2 separate regions of the Homo sapiens genome follow, and region 1 is linked to region 2. The links are chromatin loops, found by intact Hi-C in ENCODE. Cell type or tissue: ascending aorta. All regions are shown on one strand. Links, peaks and the distances in the headings refer to the core of each region. The heading gives the core; the rest is flanking DNA.

Region 1 (5,357 bases), core at 87-5,086, 91 kb after region 2:
CCCCAGGGACAGGCCCCTGTCCTCCCCTGGCGGGCCAGTGCTGGCTCCAGGAGCAAGGCAAATATTTACCCCATGGTTATCCAAATGGGGCTGGCTGCCCCGCCTCCTGCATTCCTGAAATACCTGTTCCCTGACCTCACCAAGCTGGGGGTGGGGATCCAGACACAGGGAAGAGCCAGACCCAGCCTGGGCCAGGGTGCAGGCCAAGGCCCACGGGCCAGAAGGATGAAGCAGCCCTAAATCACCCCTCCAGCCATGCACCCACCAGAGGAGGCTCCAGGGTGCTCTGGACATTGAGCTGGACATTGGCCGGAGCAAGGACCTCCCCATGGACAACAAGGGGAGAGGGTCACACTGCCCCAGGGTTCTGTGGCACCAATGCCACCTCAGAGCTCCTGTCATTAGGCCTCAGCTGTTCACACTTGCTGCCAACTGACCACACACACACACACACACACACACACACACACACCCCTTATGCCTGCAGAGAGAACCATTCAACCTGCTCAAACGTGGTAGATTCTCCCACCTGCCAGGCTCCTTCCTCAATAACCCTGGTAGCTCTCACTGCCCCACTCCATCACTCCATCCTCAGCACAATCCTGTCACCAGGGAGCTGTAAGGTCCCACTTTACAGAGGAAGAAATCGCTCAGCAGAGAGCAAAGGCCACACATCACACAGTGGCAGAACAGGAGCCGCAGTCCCCTACATGGCGCCTTGTGCAGCTCTACGTCTCGTCACTGTCCTTTGGAACCCTATCCATCCTTCAATGCTCAAAGAGCCACCTCCTCCATGCTGCCTTCTCTGAGAGCCACCTCCAAGGTACCCTCCCTGAACTTCCAGACATGCTGGTGTTTCTTTTCGCTTGCATAATTAAAATTAGGTGCCTGTTTATCTCTTCAGCCTCGAGGCCCATAAGGACAGGGACCTGGTAGTCCTCATTCCAGGCACAGCAGAGCTGAACCCAGGGACTTGGTGCTCTGGGAGAACTGCATATCCTCTCAATCTTTTCACCGAAGAGCAGTAACTACAGTTGGCCTCAAGGAACAGAAATGAATGAGGACCTAGGAAGCTGGTAGTTTGGGGTCTGCGGGAAGTCCTGGGCGGGGCTGCCCAAGAGTCCCGAGGTACGCTTGGTTCAATCATCCTGTCGATCTTTACCTCCTGTGAGGAGGCTCCAGGATGCCCTCCAGCAGACAGTAGGCACTGTCTTCCGAAGCCCAGCCCTGGAAGCCCAGCCTGCCTGCTGGGCCTGCTTTCCGCTCCTTGCCACATGCCCCTCGGCTCCCTCACCTTTCTCTCTCCCATGGGGAAGGCTCGAAAGTGGCCAGGGAAGGGCGGACAGGCAGCTCTGGGCTGACCTGCTGGGAAGGCAGGAACACCAGGTGAGAAAAGTGCAGGCCTGGCAAGCTGAGATCGTGGGAAGTCGTGGCTGGTACCTGCTGCTGGGCCCTCAGGACGCCTCCATGTGTGGGAAGTTCCTGTGGCCAGAGGACATGCCACGCAAACCTAGGGTCCCCAACCTGGCACCGTGGGGACCCAAAGAGTGAGAACTGGGGAAGAGCAGCGGGGGGGTCTCTGAACTACCCTCCCCACCCACCTAACATCCCTGCGACTTGGTTTCCTCATTTCAAAAATGGGGCTATAAAGTGACTTCTAGAAGTTGTTCATTTCATTCATTCATTTCTTTATTTAAAAACAACTGATGACAATGCCTGCTATCTGGCAGAGAAGGAAAAGAAGGAGAAGAGGTAAAGAGTAGGGGTGGGAGGGGTGGGGACGGGGCCAAAGGTCAGCACTTGCCCAGCCTTTGTGCTTCCCCAGGGTGCTCACACACTGTGTGACACCAGTGGGGAAGACACAGGAGATGGGTAATCCTCAGATAACTAGGGGCATGTGCACAGAGTGCTGGCGGGCCAGCCCAGCTCGGCCTGGAAGCAAAATGGGGGGCAGAGCCACCGTCCCTCGGGCAGTCTTTCAGGCAGGAGGGTACCTCTCCCTGGGCAAAGGCCCAGAGGCTTTTAGGGAGAAGAGCTTTGGGCTGAAGAGAGAGCTGCAGAGGGCATCAGTGAGCAGGGCGCAGCTGCATTCGTGGGGCAGAGGCACATGCACACATCCCTGGGGGCCTCTCCAAGGCCTTGCTCCCTGTCCAGTCCTGATCTACTGTGCTCTCAGGGCCAAGCTGGAGGGACACTTCCTCTTGGAGGAAGAGCTCATGCAGCATCGCCCAGGCCCCAGGAATGACTTCTGCCCGTCCTGCCTCAGCCGTGCCCTGGCTGGTGGTGCACATGCGTGGCTTGTCTGGCCTCCGGCCCCTGCCAACCTAGTCCCTTGGTGCTGGACTTGAACAGAGACAAACTGAGACCAGAGAGAGGGAAGGGCCCAGCCAAGATCACACCATGATAAAAACGGGAACTAGGATTCAAACTAGGATTCAGAAACAAATGACTCAGGCCCAGTCAGGGACTGGCTTCCCTTTCCTTTGAGTTTGCATCAGACCTGGAACTGGGAAAGGGAGGGGGAAAGCTGTCCCGACTGCCCCAGCCAACACCTCCAAGCAATCAAAGAGGCCTTGAACTCTGACAGGTGGCCCGCTCAAACCTGAGGAAGAGGGATGGGGCTCCCTTCTCCCCAAGTCACCAAATGAACAATTTCTGCTTTAATCAAGGGATGAGGGCACAGCATAGAATGGTGGCCTCTCTGGGTTCCAATGCATCTAGGTTCCGATGCATCAGAGAGGCCTCAGCTCTGACACTTACTTAGCTGCGTGATACTGGGCTAGGAACTTGGGTCAGTTTCCTCATCTGTAAAATGGGGGATACTAAGAGTCACTACTCTCACAGAGTTGTTGAAGGACATAACAAGATTAGGCCCATATGCACGTGCACAGGAAATGCTCCGTAAACAGGGGCCATAAGTCATTATTATCACTGGCTCAGGGTTGCTGCCCAGTGTAGACTTGGGGTCCTGCTGGGATGGGGGCACTGAACCCCGTATCACAGAGATAGAGAAAGACCCATGGCTCTGGGAAGATGAGTCCGAGACCAACTCAGGAGAGGCTTCATAGACCCCCACAGCTGGGCTTCGTAGAACCACCTGCTCCCAGGACAGGGTCCTCACCTCCTCTTCCACAGAAGCAGCCTAAGGTGTCAAGCATCCTCCAGGTGCAAAATCCGTGCCAGGTACTCCCTTCCACACCCACCACTCATCAGGCCCCATAGGGTGGGCACAGCCATCCCTTTTCCAGGGACCGAGGTCTTGCTTAAAGGGGCGCCTAGCTGGGGGTGGCCAGACCAGGTCCCCCGGCACCCACCTGGGCCCTTGCCACTTGCAATGCCAGGGTTCTAAGTGGAATTTCCTGCTGGTGGCCTCTCTTAGAAGTTTTGCCTCTTGCCTCTGCCCACTCTGCTTGGTGCCAACCACCTGGCCCTATGCTTCTGAGGGCTGCCCTAGAGGGCACCCCATCCCACCTCTGGGAGGCCCCCAATCCTAAATGCCCTGCAGCATTAAATGGGCCTGGCAGAGGCTCTCAGCAGAGTCCTTGGAGGTCCTTGGGAAGCTCTGAGTGCAAGCCTGCCACCCTACAGAGAAGGGGACACAAACCCAAAGGGGGTTTGTGGACCAGAATGGAACCCAGGTCCATTCTGGTGTTGGAGGTCCAACTGAGGACCCAGGGGGTCCAATATTGGCCCACAAGAAAGTCACTTATCCCTCCAGTCTGTTTCCTCATCTGGGGCTAACTGCAGCTCAAGGATTAGATGAACTGACATCATACCCATGATTGGCACAGGAAGGTCGTGGCACTGAAGGGCACAGGCACTGTCGGTGGCACACACAAACCACTGAGCACTGAGTGTTCTCGATGACCCCCTTCCTGGGCCAGGTGCCAGCCCCCTGGCGGTCACGCTTCCCAAACAGGCATCCCTTTGGGATTCTGGCCACACGTGGGCCAGGCCAGTCTGAAGTGATGGCCAAGACCCAGAGTTAAAAATGCCGGACAAAGGAAAGTCCTGTTCTTGCTAGCGGGTGGTGGCGGGTCTGGGCACAGGCTCTAACCTCACCCAGGCCTGGATGAAATCCTGGCCGGCTCACAAGCCACATGGCCTTAGCCAAGTCCCTGCACCTCTCTCTGCCTCAGTTTCTCCAATGGGTCATGAGGAGGGAGAAGGTTTAGTGGGTGACAAGTGCATGGTTCAACCTCTGGCTTTCAGAGCCCAGGCAACAGGAGCACTTGCTATTTACAGGAACATCAGGTCTCTCCCGCAAGGACAGCCAGTGGTGGTCTGCAGGGGACCTGCTGGAAGGCCAGGGAAGAAAGGGGATGACAGGTTTGCCGATCACGTTTTAGTCCCACCAGGGCAGATTCCCAGGGAAGCTCGACTTTCCCCACTGGGATTTTGTTTATACAGAAGTGAGGTTCAAATCCAGCCCTTGACCTAGGCAAGTGCCTCCCATCCCTTGACATCTCTGTCTCTCTATCTGCCAAGCAGGAGGAACGATGCCTGCCAATGCCCTGGGCTGCCAGGAGGACCACGGGATGGAGGACATAGTCCAGCCCAGTGATGGACTACAAGGAGGAGGGTCCTTATTCTGTTCTGTCTACTGCCAGCCCTGTTTGAGCCAGCATCTGCCCAGAGCATGGCCCAGGGCCCACCCCAGAAGGCATTCAGAGCCTCCCCAGGGGCTTCCCAGCTGAGGCTGTCAGGGAAGTCCTAGGATGCCCCTTCTTCTCCCTTGAATCTGGGGTCTCATTCGTTCTTTCAGAAAGAGGGGTTCCCTCAGTCCAGCGACACGGTGAGATTCTCAGGGGAGTCACCCTTCACCTGCCCATCAACAGACAGAACCCATCCTCTGGGGCCCTGGAAAGGCCTAAAAGGCTGGACCCCCATGGTGGGTTTCCTCTTCCTGTTGCCACAGCACCCAGTACCAGGCTGGCAGGTCCAGGAATCCCCGAATATTTTCTGGAAGAATGAATGGGCAGTGAAGGCAGCAGTGGTGCATAACTGGCTTAGATCAAAGAACATGGTGGCTGACACTGGTACAGATTCTATAAGGTGGGTGGTGTTAGCCCCATCTCACAGATGAGGAAACAGAGGCTCAGAGGCATGAATTCACTTGCCCAGTATTAGAAAGTGGTAGAGCTGTACTCAGCACAGCCTCTGGGCTCCAGAACCCATGCACCAGCCCACAGTGCTGCCTGGGGATCCGGGCAGGGCGGAGAAAGCAGCCCGTCTGAGGCCATCCAGACTAGAGCTTTCAAGCCTGGCCGCAGGCCCCGCCCCGGAGATCTGATTTAACTTGTTTGGGGTGGGTTATCTTTTTTCTTTCTTTTCTTTTTTTGAGACAGAGTCTCACT
Region 2 (5,357 bases), core at 281-5,280:
CGAGCCTTTCAATTCCTGCCTGGGTGACCAGGGCCGCCATGTCCTCATGCTCCGGGCTGGCCATCTGACAGACATTTACGCAGCACCCAGCGTGGATGCAAGTCACGAACCGCCTGTCCTTCAAGTCAGTGTAGTGGGCTGACACCCAGGTGGGCAAGGGATGACAGGAAGCTACTGATGTACAGCGCTGGATCCTGGATGTGCACAGGAGCTAAGGACCGCAAGGAGACAGTGGCCCCGGACGCTGGGTGTGGGGATCCAGGGAAAGCTTCCTGGGCCATGCCATGGCATTAGAGCTGGGCCTGGAAGCAGCAGAAGTGAGAGGCAGGAAAAAGGGCTCCTTGGGCTTCCTTTTTCCTTCCTCTCTGAAACATGCCCCCCATTTTTTCACAGTCCTGGCCTCCCACACACAGGGGTTGAACCAGACCTTGCTAAATCTTCTGCGCACAGTGAAGCTGCCCATCAGATCATAAGCTCTTGGGAGGCAGACAGGGAGCTGGTAAATCACTAGTGCCTCAGGCTCTGACCCAGGGAGCAGGGATTCAACACTGGAGCCCTGGGAGGGTGGGAGACCAACTCTGCAAGCCCAGAGACTACCCGCTGGCACCCATCCACTCCAGTCCCAGCCCCAGGGAAATGCACACATTGATTTAAAGCCTCCTGGGCCTGGCTAGAATCCCCCGAGGGACTAGGGAGAGACTCCACAAACAGGACTGCCTCTCTTTTCCAGGAGAGCAGAGGACTGTTGTGGGGAGGTCTGGACAAGCTCCATCCAGTTCCCGGAGCTCCTCAGAAGGCAGAGCTGGCTGCCCTCGCCCCCCACCATGGGCAACCACAAAACAGGAACCCTGAAACAAGACGAGGCTTTCCATTGCGTCAGCAGGGGCAGGGACATTCCCACAGCAGGACGCCGACCTCGCACTACTCCCAACTTCTATGCCCGATTCCTGCCTGCTACTCAGCAGCAGCCCTGCTCCTAGAAGCAGGAGGAGTCCCAGTGCCTCTGAGGCTCCAAAGCCTTTGATGGCTCCCCACTGCCCTGAAGGTGTTGCAGCAGCCTCACTCAACCTCTCCTCGAGCTCCTGCTAACCTCCCCCCTGCCATCTGGAGGGACATCCTCCTTTCTCATCAAGCGCCATACCTCTCCTGGTTTCCAAGCCTTCGCAGCTACTAGTCCTCCCACCCAACAGTCCTTTCTCATCCTGCCCATTTCCAAAATCAAGTTTCACCTGGGAAGTGTTTCAGGCCGCTCCAGCCTGAAAGTCACCATTTTCCCCTCTTCCTTCTATAGCTCTTGGGGTGTAGAGCATAGGCCTCTGTTCATCTAATTCTCTCTTGCCGTGCTGCACCCTAATATTTCCCACTGCACACCCAGATGCGGGTGGTGGCACCCAAAGACATGGCCCAAGCTTCTTTCTCACTTTCCTCTCTCCCCACCTCTCTGGCACAGGGCTGGTATTGAGGCCCTGGAGTGGAGTCTACCTTTTAGAGATGAGATAAAGATGAGGCAGAGATGAGACACTCAGGCCCCCAGAGGGGAAGTGACTTGCCAAAGGTCACACACTAATTTGGCACCAGACTACAGATACAATCACTTCAGGGCTAGTGTTGGGAGCCATGATTCTACCAATAGCATCAGAATTATCTGGGGAGCTTTACAAGCCAAATCACAGGGGCCGGGCCTCCCCTCAGACCCAACAACTCTCCAGGGTGGTTTGGGAGCCTCAGTCTCAGAAAATGTGAGTGTCCTGGCTAAATCCCCTGTTCTCCATTCACCCAGTACACACAAAGCAGCACCACTGCCCCAGGCCAGGCACTTCTAAGGCCTGGCCTCACCCTACGGGGGGTGGGAGCAGTTGGGGAACCCAGCAGGGTCTCTGCGGCTTAGAGAAGCCCCAGGGTGGCTCTAAGGAGAAGTCAGGGCCATGGCTGGGGCTACTGAGAGGGAGGAAAAGGGTCATACTTCCTGAGCCTGGCCAGGCAGGGGGACAGCAGACTGCCTGCTTGGCCCACCCAGGGGTCCTCACGCCCAGTACTCTGGGTGATGGGGGTAGCTCCCAGCTCTGTGCATCAGTTTGGAAAGGCACACAGCCCATCAGATCCTGGGGAACAAGGACACTGTGAGCTTCCCCGAGGGACTCACTATGGGTCCTGGAAGGGCTCCCCGGAAAGGCCTCATCAGTGCCCCGCCCCTGACCATTTTCTCCCTCTAGAGGACTGGAAACCTGAGAGTGTCGCCAAAGGTCCTCGCATCCCTCAAGCTGCCCTGATGGGCCTTGAAGAACCCTCTTTCTGGTGTGCGGGGGTCCCTGCAGAAAGCCACCGCATTTTCAGACCTCCCACTTCAGTCAGGTCAGGGCCATGGGAGCTGGAGGCGGCAGCAAGGCCTGCTGCTGGGGGAGTGGGCACCTCAGGACACAGGGACAAGGCCACAGGAAGCTAACCCTCACCTCAGGGCTGGAGCAGGAAACCAGGCAGCAGGCACAATGAAATCATAAACCACACGTTCCCACTGGGAGACTGGGATTTGCAGTGGGCTGGGAGAGGGCATTGGCTCCATCCATGGCCTCTCCTGCCATGTGACCTTGGGGCAGGAAGTCCCTTCGGCCCTCCGGCCAGTGGGCTGGCCTTCCTTCCCTGCCTGTGGTGTCTGGCCAGGGAGCTCCCTGGGAAGCTGGAAGTGCTTCGAGGGTGGAGGCCTTGTTTTTCCCTTTGCAGGCTCCCTCGTGAGGCAGCTGCTGCTCTGCCAGGCCCTGGGAGAGTTTCCTCCTGCAGCCGAGGCTTGGGGAAGGAGGGCGAGGGAGGCCCAGCAGATGCTCTGTGACACGGTGTGGCGGGGCAAGAGCAAGGGTGAGGTGCACTCTGTACCAGTCAAAGGTCCCGAAATCCTTCTCCCTGCTGGGTTCGGGCCTGTACCCCTCTCTCTGAGGTGGTGCTAAGGATCCCAGCCACAGGCCCCACTGAGGAGTTCCTTCCCCATGGAGGAGCCAGCCTCTCCCGAGGGACCCATGCCGCATCGCTCAAGGTAAACACCTCCCTTGCCCAGAGAGCCTCGCGCCCGCTCCTTCCAGCTCTGCCAGCACAGAACTCTCTGTTCCTGAGGACCCGAGGCTGAGCTGGCGCTCCCGCCCGATCAATGGATGACTTCACAGGGACTGACGCCTACTGGCACCAAGACTGTCCCTCAGGGAGGTCTGAGGCTGCTCCTGGGACCGCTGCCCACTCGTGCCCCCTGGCTGACCTCTGCTGGATGACAGAGTGCTGGCCAAGGGGTTGGAGACCTGGGACTCATGCCACCCTCTTGCTGGATGACCTTGGGCAAAAGTGAACCTCAGTTTTCTCCTGTGTTAAATGGGAATGCCTGGCTGGTCTACTCCTTCCCCGCAGCAGGCTGCCACAAAACAAATGCTAGAGAAACAGGAGGTCTCTTTATCTAACAGACTCGCCTGCACTGTTACACTTGTGGGCTCTGAGCTAGTGTCCTCACTGCACCTCTGTCTTAAGTCTATCCTCCTGGACAGCGCTGTCTGTCGTCCATGGAGCTTCCTGTTGTGGTGGACATGTTCTAGAGTCTGAGCTGCCCAACAAGGCGGCTACCAGCCTTCGGTGGCTACTGAGTGCTTGAATGTGGTTAGTGCCAAGGATAAGCTTAACTCATCCCTTTAATTAATTGAAATTCACAAACAGCCACATGTGGCCAGTGGCTACTGTACTGAATGGCGTCATCTTAGACCCAGCTCAGTCACTCCTTACTCCCTGGGGCAACATTCAGGAAGCCCCGGGCAGGACTTCCGCAGAACCTCTGTGGAAGCACCTTTCTCCCTCTAGCTGCCTGACTCCAGACTAGGGACTCATCTCAGAGTTCCCAGGGACTGCATGGACTGGGTGCTCAACCAATGCAGACTGAGATCTGGAAGTGCTCTTTCAATCCCTCTGCCCCCCGACCCCGTCCCAACTCCAATGGGGAAAACACACCCAACCAGCCTTCCACTCGTGCCATCATCATTCAGCAGCCACTGGGCACCCACCATCCGCCAGGCACCACAGTTGGCACTGGGGCATACGGTGATGAGAAACACGTGGTCCCTGCCTTCAGGGAGCCCACTGGCATCAAGGTCTTGCTCCTGTTGGAGCCAGGCCTGGCCTCCTACATCCCCAACTGGATGATCTCGGGCACATCAGTTTTCCCATCTGAAACTGGGGCTCAAAAGTCCCTGAGCGCACAGGCTGTGATGAGAATCAAGAGGCATGAGAGAGGCACAGGGGCTCTGAGCCAGGGGAGGGCTGTGCAGGGCAGTGGAGGCAGCCTTATGTAGCGAGGTGTAAACTCTGTGCAGGCTGCGCTTCCGGTAAAGACCTAGATTCTCACCAAAGCATCGCCGTTTGGTGGTTTCTCACTAAGGAAGTTCAGGATAAAAATAGCTCAGAAGGGGACTTGAATCCAGCTAGTTGGAGGGTAGTCACTGCCTGGCTTATACACAAAAAAAGGGGAAAGGCTTGTTAGGAGCCACGTGGACTCCAAGAGTCACCCTTCCACGCAACCCCTGGGACAGGGCCTTTCCTCCATAGCAGATGGGAGATAAGCTTCAGGCCCAGAGCCCCATAACTGGGGGAGCCGGAGCCCCCACGTAACATCTGGGGTCACCCTGACTTCAGGATGGCACGGCCTTTTCACCCCAACTCACTCCTCAGCCAGATTTCTGACTCTCAGCCTGATTTCTCTCCTCAGCCCAATTTCTGTGGCCACTCTCAAAGATGGGCCAATGAGAAGCACACTGGCACCAACTCCATGCCACCTGCCACACAAAGCCTTCCTGCTGGAAGAGCCATCAGCCCTGCTCAACACTCATCTGGCAGTCTCGCCTGATGGTCAAGGGCGAAGGGACTGGGTCCCCACTGCAGGAATGACAGTCTCCTGAAACCCGTCTAAAGAAGTGCCAGCTGACCTCTCCTAGTTTCCCCCCAGAGGGCTTCTCGACCCAGGAACTGGTACCTATCTGGTGCCCACCGCACCATGGCTTGGCTTCGAAGACACCAATACCAAAACCACATGCTCAGGACCCCAGGCAGCCTCCTCTTAGTCCCTATCAAGGGGCTCTTTCTCCAAGGTCTTGTACAAGGTCCTCACAACCAGGCATCTCCTGAAAGGCTGCTTCCTGCCCTCTGGTGCAAATCCACCTCTCTCCTCTAGCCAGCTTGCCAGCAAACACTTGTCAGAAGTCTATTCGGCACCCACCACCTTTGCGAAGGGCACCCTGCCGCAATGGTGGCATCACCAGTGCCCGTGGGGTCTCTACGCGCTGGAGGCATCAGGGCTGCATTCTGACAAAGGAGCAGCTTGAAGTCGAGGACCCTCA

The links. Peaks named below come from ENCODE experiments on the same cell type or tissue, not always from the same donor. Only the 100,000 strongest peaks of a DNase experiment are listed, where the experiment ranks them.
Region 1: a loop joins it to region 2, with 2.5 times the contacts of the local background. A loop is called at or near these places in 3 of 110 quality-filtered maps.

Annotation. Positions count from the first base shown.
Region 1 is chr10:79,152,484-79,157,840 of GRCh38, reverse strand. All of the region lies in intron 3 of ZMIZ1 (zinc finger MIZ-type containing 1), which reads right to left. Among named protein-coding and RNA genes, the nearest start is that of ZMIZ1, 86 kb to the right of the region's middle. RefSeq lists a cis regulatory region at 57-70 and enhancers at 1-135, 778-1,629. In ascending aorta, for the core only: a CTCF peak has its summit at 2,062; DNase peaks (open chromatin) are centred at 110, 2,320 and 3,880; H3K27ac peaks cover 5,000 bases.
Region 2 is chr10:79,244,113-79,249,469 of GRCh38, reverse strand. All of the region lies in intron 7 of ZMIZ1 (zinc finger MIZ-type containing 1), which reads right to left. Among named protein-coding and RNA genes, the nearest start is that of PPIF, 100 kb to the left of the region's middle. RefSeq lists enhancers at 289-338, 1-501, 502-1,416, 2,914-2,993, 3,024-3,073 and 4 more, cis regulatory regions at 623-1,123, 4,240-4,740, 4,114-4,946, 5,338-5,357, 5,342-5,357 and a silencer at 2,109-2,178. In ascending aorta, for the core only: no CTCF peak of the experiment used is centred there; DNase peaks (open chromatin) are centred at 859, 2,669, 3,109, 4,409 and 2 weaker places; H3K4me3 peaks cover 2,111 bases; H3K27ac peaks cover 5,000 bases.